2 separate regions of the Homo sapiens genome follow, and region 1 is linked to region 2. A link is an interaction called in ENCODE POLR2A ChIA-PET data of the cell type or tissue named here. Cell type or tissue: K562. All regions are shown on one strand. Each heading gives the region's core, and the rest is flanking DNA. Links, peaks and the distances in the headings are about the cores only.

The links. ChIA-PET counts read pairs that join two places held together with the same protein. Peaks named below come from ENCODE experiments on the same cell type or tissue, not always from the same donor. Only the 100,000 strongest peaks of a DNase experiment are listed, where the experiment ranks them.
Region 1: POLR2A ChIA-PET joins it to region 2 with 5 read pairs; 2 of 35 experiments call an interaction of 5 or more read pairs at or near these places.

Annotation. Positions count from the first base shown.
Region 1 is chr11:47,334,034-47,339,538 of GRCh38, forward strand. It overlaps MYBPC3 (myosin binding protein C3), which reads right to left. Exons shown (of 35, transcript NM_000256.3): 22 at 5,291-5,371; 23 at 4,487-4,646; 24 at 3,657-3,761; 25 at 3,358-3,546; 26 at 1,844-1,978; 27 at 1,009-1,176. Among named protein-coding and RNA genes, the nearest start is that of MYBPC3, 16 kb to the right of the region's middle. In K562, for the core only: no CTCF peak of the experiment used is centred there; a DNase peak (open chromatin) is centred at 3,458.
Region 2 is chr11:46,890,509-46,895,969 of GRCh38, forward strand. It overlaps LRP4 (LDL receptor related protein 4), which reads right to left. Exons shown (of 38, transcript NM_002334.4): 10 at 5,376-5,461; 11 at 4,658-4,783; 12 at 4,081-4,311; 13 at 2,465-2,621. Among named protein-coding and RNA genes, the nearest start is that of LRP4, 25 kb to the right of the region's middle. In K562, for the core only: no CTCF peak of the experiment used is centred there; no DNase peak of the experiment used is centred there; H3K27me3 peaks cover 1,542 bases.

The DNA of each region.
Region 1 (5,505 bases), core at 386-5,385, 440 kb after region 2:
AAGTGAGGGCCCGCCACAGCTCTGAGGGGCTCCACAGCTCCAACCTCCCTTGAGACAAGGCCCAGAGAGCTGCAGCTAAGAAAAAAGCTGCCTGCTGGGCCCTGCGCCTCCTTTAGCTCCTGCTAACACAGCAACTCCAGGCTGCCCAAGCCCAGCTGGCTTCCCCGAGCCTCACCACTTCAAAAGGCAGGGATCAGAGAGGGTAAGCAACTTGACTGAAGTCACACAGCTAGTAAGTCATAGACCAGGGTGTAAGCCTGGGCTTTGACACCCTATGCCCTGTGTTGTTACCACCTGAGTTTGCTGCCTCGTTCCAGCTTTGAGAACCAATCCTTACAAAAGATGGACCCTTTGTTGGGACAAGGAACAAAGGAATGGGAAGTGGATCCCAGAGGGACCAATCTGACTACATAGACAATATTTACCTGTTGGAGCTGAGACACTCCTGGAAGAGAGCTTGGGTACTGTGGCTTTTACTTTCCCTGTTCCAGAACTAAGGGACTGACATACACCAAGAGAGCCCTTTCTGCACTTTTTTTTTTTTTGAGACGTTGTCTCACTCTGTCACCCAGACTGGAGTGCAATAGTGTGATCTCAGCTCATTGCAACTGCCACCTCCCGGGTCCAAGCGATTCTTCTGCCTCAGCCTCCCAAGTAGTTGAGGGACTACAGGCACGCGCCACCACACCTGGCTAGTTTTTGTATTTTTAGTAGAGACAGGGTTTCACTATGTTGGCCAGGCTGGTCTCAAACTCCTGACCTCAAGTGATCTGCCTGCCTTGGCCTCCTAAAGTGCTGGGATTACAGGCTTGAGCCACTGTGCCTGGCCACCCTCTCTGCACTTTTTCCCTAGGCCTAGCGCATGGACGATGGCTCCAACCCCTCCTGTCTCTGCCCAGCGTTCTGGGCAGAGCATTCTGGGCCTCCCCAACTGTCCCCACCTCCACTGGACACCAAGGGCCTGGGGTGTCAATGGCGGGTCTTGTGACTGCACAAAGGGGCACTCACGCAGGATCTCCTGCACTGTCACCGGCTCCGTGGTGGTAACAGGGGCTCCAGGCCCTGCCATATTGTGTGCCCGCACTCGGAAAAGCAGCCGGGCCCCCGTGGGCAGGTCCTTCACCAGTATCGATGTGTGCTCTGTCAGCCCCTGCAGGGCAGCCACCCACTCTGAGCCTGGGGGTGGGGAGGGGGAGGCAAGGCCACAGGCTGTGTCACCACTGACACCCCACTCCCACTGCCCACTCCTCTGATAGGAATCTCCAGGATTTAAATATGTTTTTTTAAATTTTTATTTGTTTATTTATTTTTGAGATGGAGTTTCGCTCTTGTCTCCCAGGCTGGAGTGCAATGGCATGATCTTGGCTCACCGCAACTTCTGCCTCCCGAGTTCAAGTGATTCTCCTGCCTCAGCCTCCCGCGTAGCTGGGATCACAGGTGCCCACCACCACACCCGGCTAATTTTGTATTTTTAGTAGAGACGGGGTTTCTCCACGTTGGTCAGACTGGTCTCGAACTCCCGACCTCAGGTGATCCGCCCACCTTGGCCTCCCAAAGTGCTGGGATTACAGGCGTAAGCCATCGCGCCTGGCCTTAAATATGTTTTTAAAATGTAGTTGCTGATTTCGCACTGCTCAAAGAAGTGTTACAGTCAGCTTTACTCTGCATTTGTTTTTCACTAGGCAAGCTTTTTTACTTCTGAAAACAGGACAGATATTTCTCTGGGTGTCCTCAACTTTCGGCAAAAGTGGGCCTAAAAAACTTGACTACAGGTGAATCTGCTCAATGGCAAGGTGAGCATGTTCTTCCTTTGGGGAGGGGGGTTGGGGGCGGGGACACTCACAGCCCTCTGGGCAGTACTCCACGCTGTAGCCATCCAGGCCTCCTGCTCCCACGCGCTCTGGGGGCCGCCACTTGAGGGAGACCGTGGTGTCAGAGACGTCCTCTACTGCCAGGTGGGTGGGTTCGCTGGGGGGACCTGGGCAGAGGAGAGGTCAGAGAGGGGTCTGAGCAAGCCTGGGGAAGCTGGAGATCCATGCCCTAGACTCTGAACTGCCCACTGGTCACATAGGGGGCACTTCCTGTTCAGCTGGCTTTTGGCCACTTTAAGGAATATTTTGTCCCTGTTACAAGACATGTCTGTAGATTGGCTTAAAAACAAACAGCAACAGCAGCCAGGCACGGTGGCTCACGCCTGTAATCCCAGCACTTTGGGAGGCCGAGGTGGGAGGATCACCTGAGGTCAGGAGTTCAAGACCAGCCTGGCCAACATGGTGAAACTCCGTCTCTACAAAAATACAAAAATTAGCTGGGCATGGTGGTGGATGCCTGTAATCCCAGCTACTCAGAAGGCTGAGGTGGGAGAATTGCTTGAACCTGGGAGGTGAAGGTTACAGTGACCCCAGATCGCGCCAGGACTGCACTCCAGTCTGGGTGACAGAGCGAGACTCCATCTCAAAAAAAAAAAAAAAAAAAAAAAACTAAAACTAAAACTACAGAAAACATGGGAATTTCCTGGCACGTATGATTAGGTGAGTTGACTAAGAACTGAACAAACCAGGAATCAGTCCCTAAAACGAGAGGCCTGGACCCTTCTCCCCACAGGCCCCGATTCCTGCCATCTTCCCAAGCTGTGCCCCATCCCTGGGCCCAGGGGTCCTTGGCCTGCCCTTGCCACAGGCAGCTGCCCCCGGACTCACCCACCCTAGTGGGAACAGGTGTCCTCCTGAGCCCTGCCACAGTCTCAACACCTGTTCTGCCCACTCAGACCCCATTATACAGATGAGGAAGCTGAGGCTTCAGGGAGGGATGACTCCAGTTGGCCCCCCGGGGACCATGGAGCTGCCTCTGCCATCTCTGAGTCTTGGTCCAGGACTCTTTCCACAGACAGATGCCCCTGAGACCCCTCCACTAACTACAGCCCTTGCCCCATCCCATAGGTGAAAACCCTGGGTTGAAGGGTGTGGAGAACAGGGGACAATGAACATTTATTGAGCACCTGTTAGATGCCAGATGGCCTGCCTGGTCATCCCATATCATCCTAACAGCTCTCTGAGATAGGCAGTGTCATTATTCCCATTTTGTAGACATGGAAAGAGAGGCTTGAAACGTGAACTAGGGGTCGGCGTAGTGTGAGAGTCAGCTCCACCCCAACCAGCTGGGAGATCTCAAGCAGGTCATTTAACTGCTTGGAGCCTGTTTCCTCATCTGTAAAATGCGGCTGAGTATCCCCAGTCGAGGATGAAAGGAGACTGTGGATGTGAGTGTCTAGCATGGCTGCCTGCAGAGCACCTGCTATTATTGGAGGTTTTTAACTGGGGAGGGGGCGGGGGGCAGGACCAGGCCAGGCAGGCTCACCGATAGGCATGAAGGGCTGGGAGGCAGGGCTGGGCCTGGACATGCCGATGGCGTTGACCGCGTAGACGCGCATCTCGTACACCACGCCCTCGATCATGCGCCGCGCTTCATGACTCAGCTCCTGAATCAGGTCGAAGTTCAGCCGCATCCACCGGTAGCTCTTCTTCTTCTTGCGCTCCAGGATGTAGCCTGGCTCAGGGGAGGTGGCAGCTCTGGTCTGGAACCCAGGCATCCCCACACCACCTTCCCTCGGATCTGTTTGGCGCCCTCACACCTCCATCCGGTGCCCTTGCACTCACCCAGGATGGGCTGCCCGCCATCGTAGGCAGGCGGCTCCCACTGTACTGTGCAGGAGTCCTCTCCCACGTTGCTGATCTTGGGGGCCGCAGGTGCGTCTGGCACGTCTGGATGGGGTGGGATGGACCCACATCAGCCCTGCCCCGCTCAGGGCCTTGAGTAACGTTGCTCGTCCCCTTCCCACTCCAACTAACCGCCACAGGCTGCCCCCACCACCCCCAGATCCAAAGAGATCTTTCTAGAATGCATTTCTTTCTTCTTTTCCTTTTTTTTTTTTTTTTTTTAGTGATATGGAGTCTCACTGTGTTGTCCAGGCTGGGTCTCAACAGGATGCATTTCTGATCATGTCGCCAGCCCTCCGTCAACCCTTTAAGGCTTCTCACTGCCCATATTCACCCCTGTCCTGGCTCTGATCCTCCCAACCCCACCCAGTCCTCTCCTGACATGTTTCATTCATTCTCCACACCCAAAAGGCCCTTTCCCTCCTCCACCCCTTTGTACACAGTTTCCTCTGCCTGGGATGCCTTTCCTCACCATCTTCTCAGCCTCCTAAAGGCATCACCCCCAGGCACAGGGATGGCTCTCTGCTCAGTGCTCCCACGGCACTCTGGACATGGCTCATGTACAGCAGTGTCGCAGGAAATCTGCTGGATGCATCTGCCTCCATCTCCCCCAGAGCGGGGCTCCTTTTGGGCAGAAAAACCTGTCCTGTTGCCGCTCGGCTCAGGGAGCATGCCCGTGATGTTTGTCGAGTGGCTGAATGAGCGAACGGATGGGCCCTCCTTGGGGCTGCCCCTCTGTGTTCTCCAGCTTGGACCCCGGCCGGCCTCACCGATGACCTTGACTGTGAGGTTGACCTGGTCCTCGCCCACAGGGTTCTTCACTGTGACCGTGTAGACGCCCTCATCTTCCTTCTCTGCCCCCTCGACCGTGAAGATGCTGCGGTCCTTGGTGGTCTCCACGCGGACCCGGCCCTCGGTCTCACACAGCAGCTGGGGGGGTGCAGAGTTGGGGTGAGATCCAAGTCAGACCCCAGAGGCCCTTGCAGCCTCCGCCAACAGCCAGATGTCCCGGGGGTCCATGGGGGGAACACAGCCTGTGGGAAGACTGCATCCACGTCAGCATCTAGTTCAAAATCATCTCTGTGGCACCGACTGAGGGCAGGGGCTCGGGTTCTAGCTTTGTCACGGGACCTGGGGCAACCACCTGTCCTCTCAGATGAGCTATCATGAGGACCCCTCAAGACCCCAGCCTTCAGAAGAACCAACAGTGCCAGGCAGGAGCAAGACCCCGGCAGCTACACTGGCAGAAAAGTGTCTCAGAAACTACTCCTGAGTTGAGAGGGAGCACAAGGTCAAGGTCAAGGTCAGCTTAGGATGAAGGGAGCCAGGGAGCAGCCCAGTCATGAGGGCTTCCTGGCAATGAGAGGGTGTCCACATCCTTGTGATGGCCATCAGCACACTTCACAGAGACCCTCTGCCTGAGGTGTGAGGGCCCCACAGGGACCCTGCTGGGGGCAGCAACACACCCGGCCAAGTGTGGCACCTCCATGGAGACCTCGCCAAGGGCTCGGCACCACGTAGGTAGAAAGTGATGAAAGACAAACGAGCCTCCTCCTGACCTCAGTCTCACTCACCTTCTTGTCAAACACCCACTCATCGCTGTCACCTGTGTCCTCTGGGGCATCTGGGGCTGGCCTGGCTGGGGCCTTATTCCCCTGGGAACAGGGCAGGAGGGAAGTAGGGAGCAGAGGAGCTGACTCAGCCTGGAAGCGCCCCTCTGCTGCTTCTTCCACCCCCTGACCCACACTGCCCACCTTGCCTGCCCCCTGACCAGTCTCTCCCATGGGGT
Region 2 (5,461 bases), core at 110-5,109:
GTAAATTGGGAAGTGGGCAGCAGAAAACAGGTAGGTAACCAGGAGAATAATCAGGTAGGGCGCTTTTATCCATTTAACTCAGGGGACTCCAATGTTTGGTCCACAGAATGAATTTTTTTTTTAGACGGGGTCTCATTTTGTCACCCAGGCTGGAGGGCAGGTGAGATTACAGCTCACTGCGGCCTCAATCTCCTGGGCTCAGAAGGCCTCCCACTTCAGCCTTCTGAGCAGCTAGTATCGCTACACCTAACTAATTTTTTTTTGTAGTAGAGATGAGGTCTTGCTATGTTACCCAAGCTGGTCTCAAACTCCTGAGCTCAAGCAATCCTCCTGCTTTGTCCTTTCAAAGTACTGGGATTATAGGCATGAGTCACCATGCCCAGCCTCAGAATGCTTTTTAAGTGTCTGAGTTTAAATGTCTTTAGACAGGGCATTTATTCATTTAATAATTTTTTTTTTCATACTGGCAACAGGCAGGACATACTATCTTAGGCACTGGAAATCTAGCAGTGAACAAAACAGACAAAAGTCTCACAGAATTGACAATATAATGTAATATTAGGACAGGCACTTTCTTCTTTGTCACAATCTCTTCCACTGCCTTTTGTATTTTATTTTCTTTTATTTTTGAGACTCGCTCTGTTGCCCAGGCTGGAATGCAGTGGCACGATTTCAGCTCACTGCAACCTCCACCTCCTGGACCCAAGTGATTCTCCTGCCTCAGCCTCCCAAGTAGCTGGAATTACAGGCACCCGCCACCATGCCCAGCTAATTTTTGTATTTTTAGTAGAGATGGGGTTTCACCATGTTGGCCAGGCTGGTCTCAAACTCCTGACCCCAAGTGATCCACCTGCCTCGGCCTCCCAAAGTGCTGGGGTTACAAGCTTGAGTCACCATGCCCGGCTCCTTTTGTATTTTATACACACACACACACACACACACACACACACACACACAGACACACACACATACACACACACAGTTTCTAAAACAGTTGATACATACTGTAGGACCTTATAAGATACTCCCTCCATTGATTGCATAGAATTTTTAAAAGCCAGAGGTGAGAACTTCATTTCAGGAGTTTTTCTTTAATTCAGATTTCTGAATTTTAAATTTAATTTTTTTTGAGACAGAGTCTCACTCTGTCATCCAGGAGTGCAGTGCCATAATCATGGCTCACTGCAGCCTCGAACTCCAGGGCTCAGGTGATCCTCCTACCTCAGCCTCCTGTGTAGTTGGGACTACAGGCATGCATCAATAAGTCCAGCTAATTTTTGTACTTTTTATAGAGATGGGGTTTTGCCATGTTGCCCAAGCTGGTCTTGAACTCCTGGGCTCAAGCAATCTGCCCACCTCAGCATCCCAAAGTGCTGAGATTATAGGCATGAGCCACTGAACCTGACCAGATTTCTCAATTTTATTTATTTAACTTTTTTTGAGACAGGGTCTTACTCTGTCACCCAGGCTGGAGGTCACTGTTGCAATCACGGTTCCCTGCAACCTCGACCTCCCAGTCTCAAGCCATCCTTGCACCTCAGCCTCCCACGTAGCTGGGACTACAGGCATGTGCCACTATGCCAGGCTAATTTAGAAAACATTTTTGTAGAGATGAGGCCACACTATGTTGCCCAGGCTGATCTTGAACTCCTGGACTCAAGTGATCCTCCTTCCTTGGTCTCCAAAAGTGCTGGAATTATAGGTGTGAGCCACTGTGCCCGGCCCCTCTATTAATTTTTAGGCTATAATAATTAATTACAATTCTTATGAATTACTAATAACTATTAATTTGTATTAATTAGGTCAACCTTATGAGCTAATAATAAAAATACGAAACACCTACAACTTATCTAATGTGTGTTATATGCAATTTAAAATGCATCACCTCATTTAATCTTCATACAACTATGATGGAGGTATTTTTTTTTAATCACCAATTTAGAAATGAGTAAACAAGGCAGACAGAGATTAACTGGCCCAAGGCCACACAGCCAGTTATTACAGAGCCAGGACCTAGACTCAAGTGTGTGGGGGACAGAGCCCATGTTATTAACATCATACTTTTTTTTTTTTTTTTTTTCGAGACAGAGTCTTGCTCTTTCTCCCAGGCTGGAGTGCAGTGGCGCAATCTCAGCTCACTGTAACCTGTGCCTCCTGGGTTCAAACAACTCTCCTGCCTCAACCTCCCGAGTAGCTGGGATTACAAGCACCCGCCACCATGCCTGGCTAATTTTTGTATTTTGCAGAGATGGGGTTTCCCCATGTTGGCCAGGCTGGTCTCGAATTACTGACCTCAGGTGATCTGCCCGCCTTGGCCTCCCAAAGTGCTGGGATTACAGGCGTGAGCCACCGCGCCCAGCTACACCACACTTTGAGGATGTACTCCCAGAATGTCTAGTCCAGGTAGCCTGGGAGCTGTCCCGAGAGGTTGCAAGAAAGTTCGGGAGCCTGAGATACAACTTACCCCTCCATGGGATGCAAGGCAATGGCCCGGGGCTTCTCCAGGTTCTGCCACAGCAACACTTTCCGGTGGGCCCCATCCAGATTGGCCACCTCAATCCTCGAGGTGCCTGAGTCGGTCCAGTAGAGTTTGTCATGGACCCAATCCACAGCCAGGCCCCCTGGTGAGAAGCAGCAGCAAAAAATGTCAAGGAGTCAACCCAGGCCCCCATGTCCCATAGTAATAGGAGCAAACTCTTACAGGAAGCAATTTTTTGGGCCAGGCACTATTGTCATCACTTCAGATACATGAATTCATTTAAGCATCACAACTCTGTGAGCTAGATACTGTAATTTCCATGAGGATGAGGAAATTGAGGCACAAAAGAGTTAAGTAACTGTCCAAGGGCATGCACTTCCTCCTCACAGTCAACCATACATCACTTTCTGAATTCTGTCTCCCTGACGCATTCCCAGGGTCCCCCACTGCACTGACCCAGGGGTTTGTAAATTGTCATCTGGGGTTTTGCAGAGGCATTTCAGAAATTCCCTAGGCATTTGAGTCCAATGTGCTTGATACCAAATTAGAATTTGACCACTTCACCTATTTGTAAAATAGCCTGAGATTGACAAGTGAGCTGTTTCTGTGGTTTTTTGTTTGTTTGTTTCGAGATGGAGTCTCACTCCCATTGCGCAGGCTGGAGTGCAGTGGTGCAGTCTCGGGTCACTGCAACCTCCACCTCCTGGGTTCAAGAGTTTCTCCTTCCTCAGCCTCCCAAGTAGCTGGGATTACAGGCATTTGCCACCATGCCTGGCTAATTTTTGTATTTTTAATAGAGATGGGGTTTTGCCATGTTGGCCAGGCTGGTCTCAAACTCCTGACCTCACGTGATCCGCCTGCTTCAGCCTCCCAAAGTGCTGGGATTACAGGCGTAAGCCACCACGCTTGAACTATTTTTTTTTTTTTTTTGAGACGGAGTTTTGCCTAGGCTGAAGTACAATGGCGTGATCTCGGCTCACCGCAACCTCCACTTCCTGAGTTCAAGCAATTCTCCTGCCTCAGCCTCCCAAGTAGCTGGGATTACAGGCATGCGCCACCACGCCCGGCTAACTTTTGTATTTTTAGTAGAGATGGGGTTTCTCCATGTTGGTCAGGCTGGTCTCAAACTCCCAACCTCAGGTGATCTGCCCACCTCAGCCTCCCAAAGTGCTGGGATTACAGGCGTGAGCCACCGTGCCTGGCCTGTTTTTTTAACAATCTATAAAACATTTTGATATACTTATCCAGGTCAATCAGAATATTCTTAATACTAAGCAATCGAAACAAAACTCAGAAATAAACTAGATGCAAAGGCTGATGGAGAACTCTGTCATCCATAAATCTGATTCCCATGATCACAACCACCAACGTGGTCTCATTATTCTCACTGATTGAGCTCAATCATGAGCAAATGTTATATTTGAACCTATAAAATTGATATACATTAACAAATGTTTTCTATATTAGGGCTCCAACTAAGATTTCCCTGGAAGAAAAAGATGTCCTGCTGCCTAAGGTTTGCAAACCACTGGCCTATTCCTCCCACCGTTGCTGCGCATGTGGCATGGCTCTGCCCCTCTCCATGGGGCCTTGTTCCCTACCTGGGCTCTCCAGCCCAGTAGACACAACCTCCTCCACGTTGCTGCCGTTGAGGTTGGCACGGAGGATCCGGTCCAGGGTGACATCTGACCAGAAGACAAGCTCGCGGCGGTGGTGGAAATCAAGGGCAATGGCATTCTCCAGGTTGTTAAGCAGCAGTGTGTACTCAGAGCGGTGTGGCAGCACCTGCCGGATGTCGATGCGATTGGCGAACAGCAGCACAGGCTCTGGCCCTGGGAAACAGTATAAACATGGGATACCCACTGGGTTTCAGAGCCGCCCCTGGTACCCATCAGCAGGTCTTCAGCTGACCGATGGAGCCACTTGCTCACAAGGACATGCCCCAAGCTGTCAGCATCAGTACCAGAAGAGTGGCAACCTTTAAACTATATTCCTCCACCCCTCCCCACCCCACTCCACCCCAGCAGCATTTTTCTTGGGGCTCAGAATGCAACTGTTGCTGCATTTTACTGTGACAGAAATCTCTCTACCTCTCTGCAAATCCCTGAGCACCAGAGTACCTGGCCTTCCTCCATGCTCGGCCCTCTGCCCACCCAGCCAAGTGCCAACAGCCCTTACCCAGAGCCTTGCAGCTGCGCCGGTCGGGCCGTAGTTCATAGCCTGTTTCACACCAGCATTGGAAAGCCCCTTCGCTGTTGGTGCAGCCCTGGCTGCAATACCCCTCCTCGGCACATTCATTCACATCTGGGAACACCAGGCAGGTCAAGAGATCTCCCTTCTGTCGTCCTCCCACTCCCGCTCCCAGGCTGCCGAGCTGCTTTTCTGCCCACATCCCCATCTACTTTCCAGGCCTAGTGGGAAGGCTGTCTAAGAAATGGTTAAGGGCGGCCGGGCGTGGTGGCGCACACCTGTAGTCCCAGCTACTCAAGAGGCTGAGGCAGGAGAATGGCTTGAACCCAGGAGGCGGAGGCTGCAGTGAGCCGAGATCGCACCACTGCACTCCAGCCTGGGCGACAGAGCGAGGCTCCATCTCAAAAAAATAAAAATAAAAAATAAAAAAGAAGAAATGGTTAAGGGCTTTAAGGTCATGCAGACCTGGGCTGGAATCCCAACTCTGCTACTCGCCAGCTGTGTGGCCTTTGGTAAGCTACTTATCCTCTCTGTGCTTCAGTCTCCCCATCTGTGAAATGGGAAGGATGATCCCCACCTCCTAGGGTTATTGTGAGGACGAAATGAGGTCACACCGTTCAAATGCCTGACCCATAGGAAACACAGCTGCCTGTCTGCTGCCCCTGCTCAGAACCCCGACTCTGCTGCAAACCAGGCCCCAGCTCACCTTGGCACGTGTGCCCATCCTCTGTGAGCCGGTAGCCTGTGTGGCAGGTACACTGCACTGCCCCCCGCACCATCTGGCACTTCTGG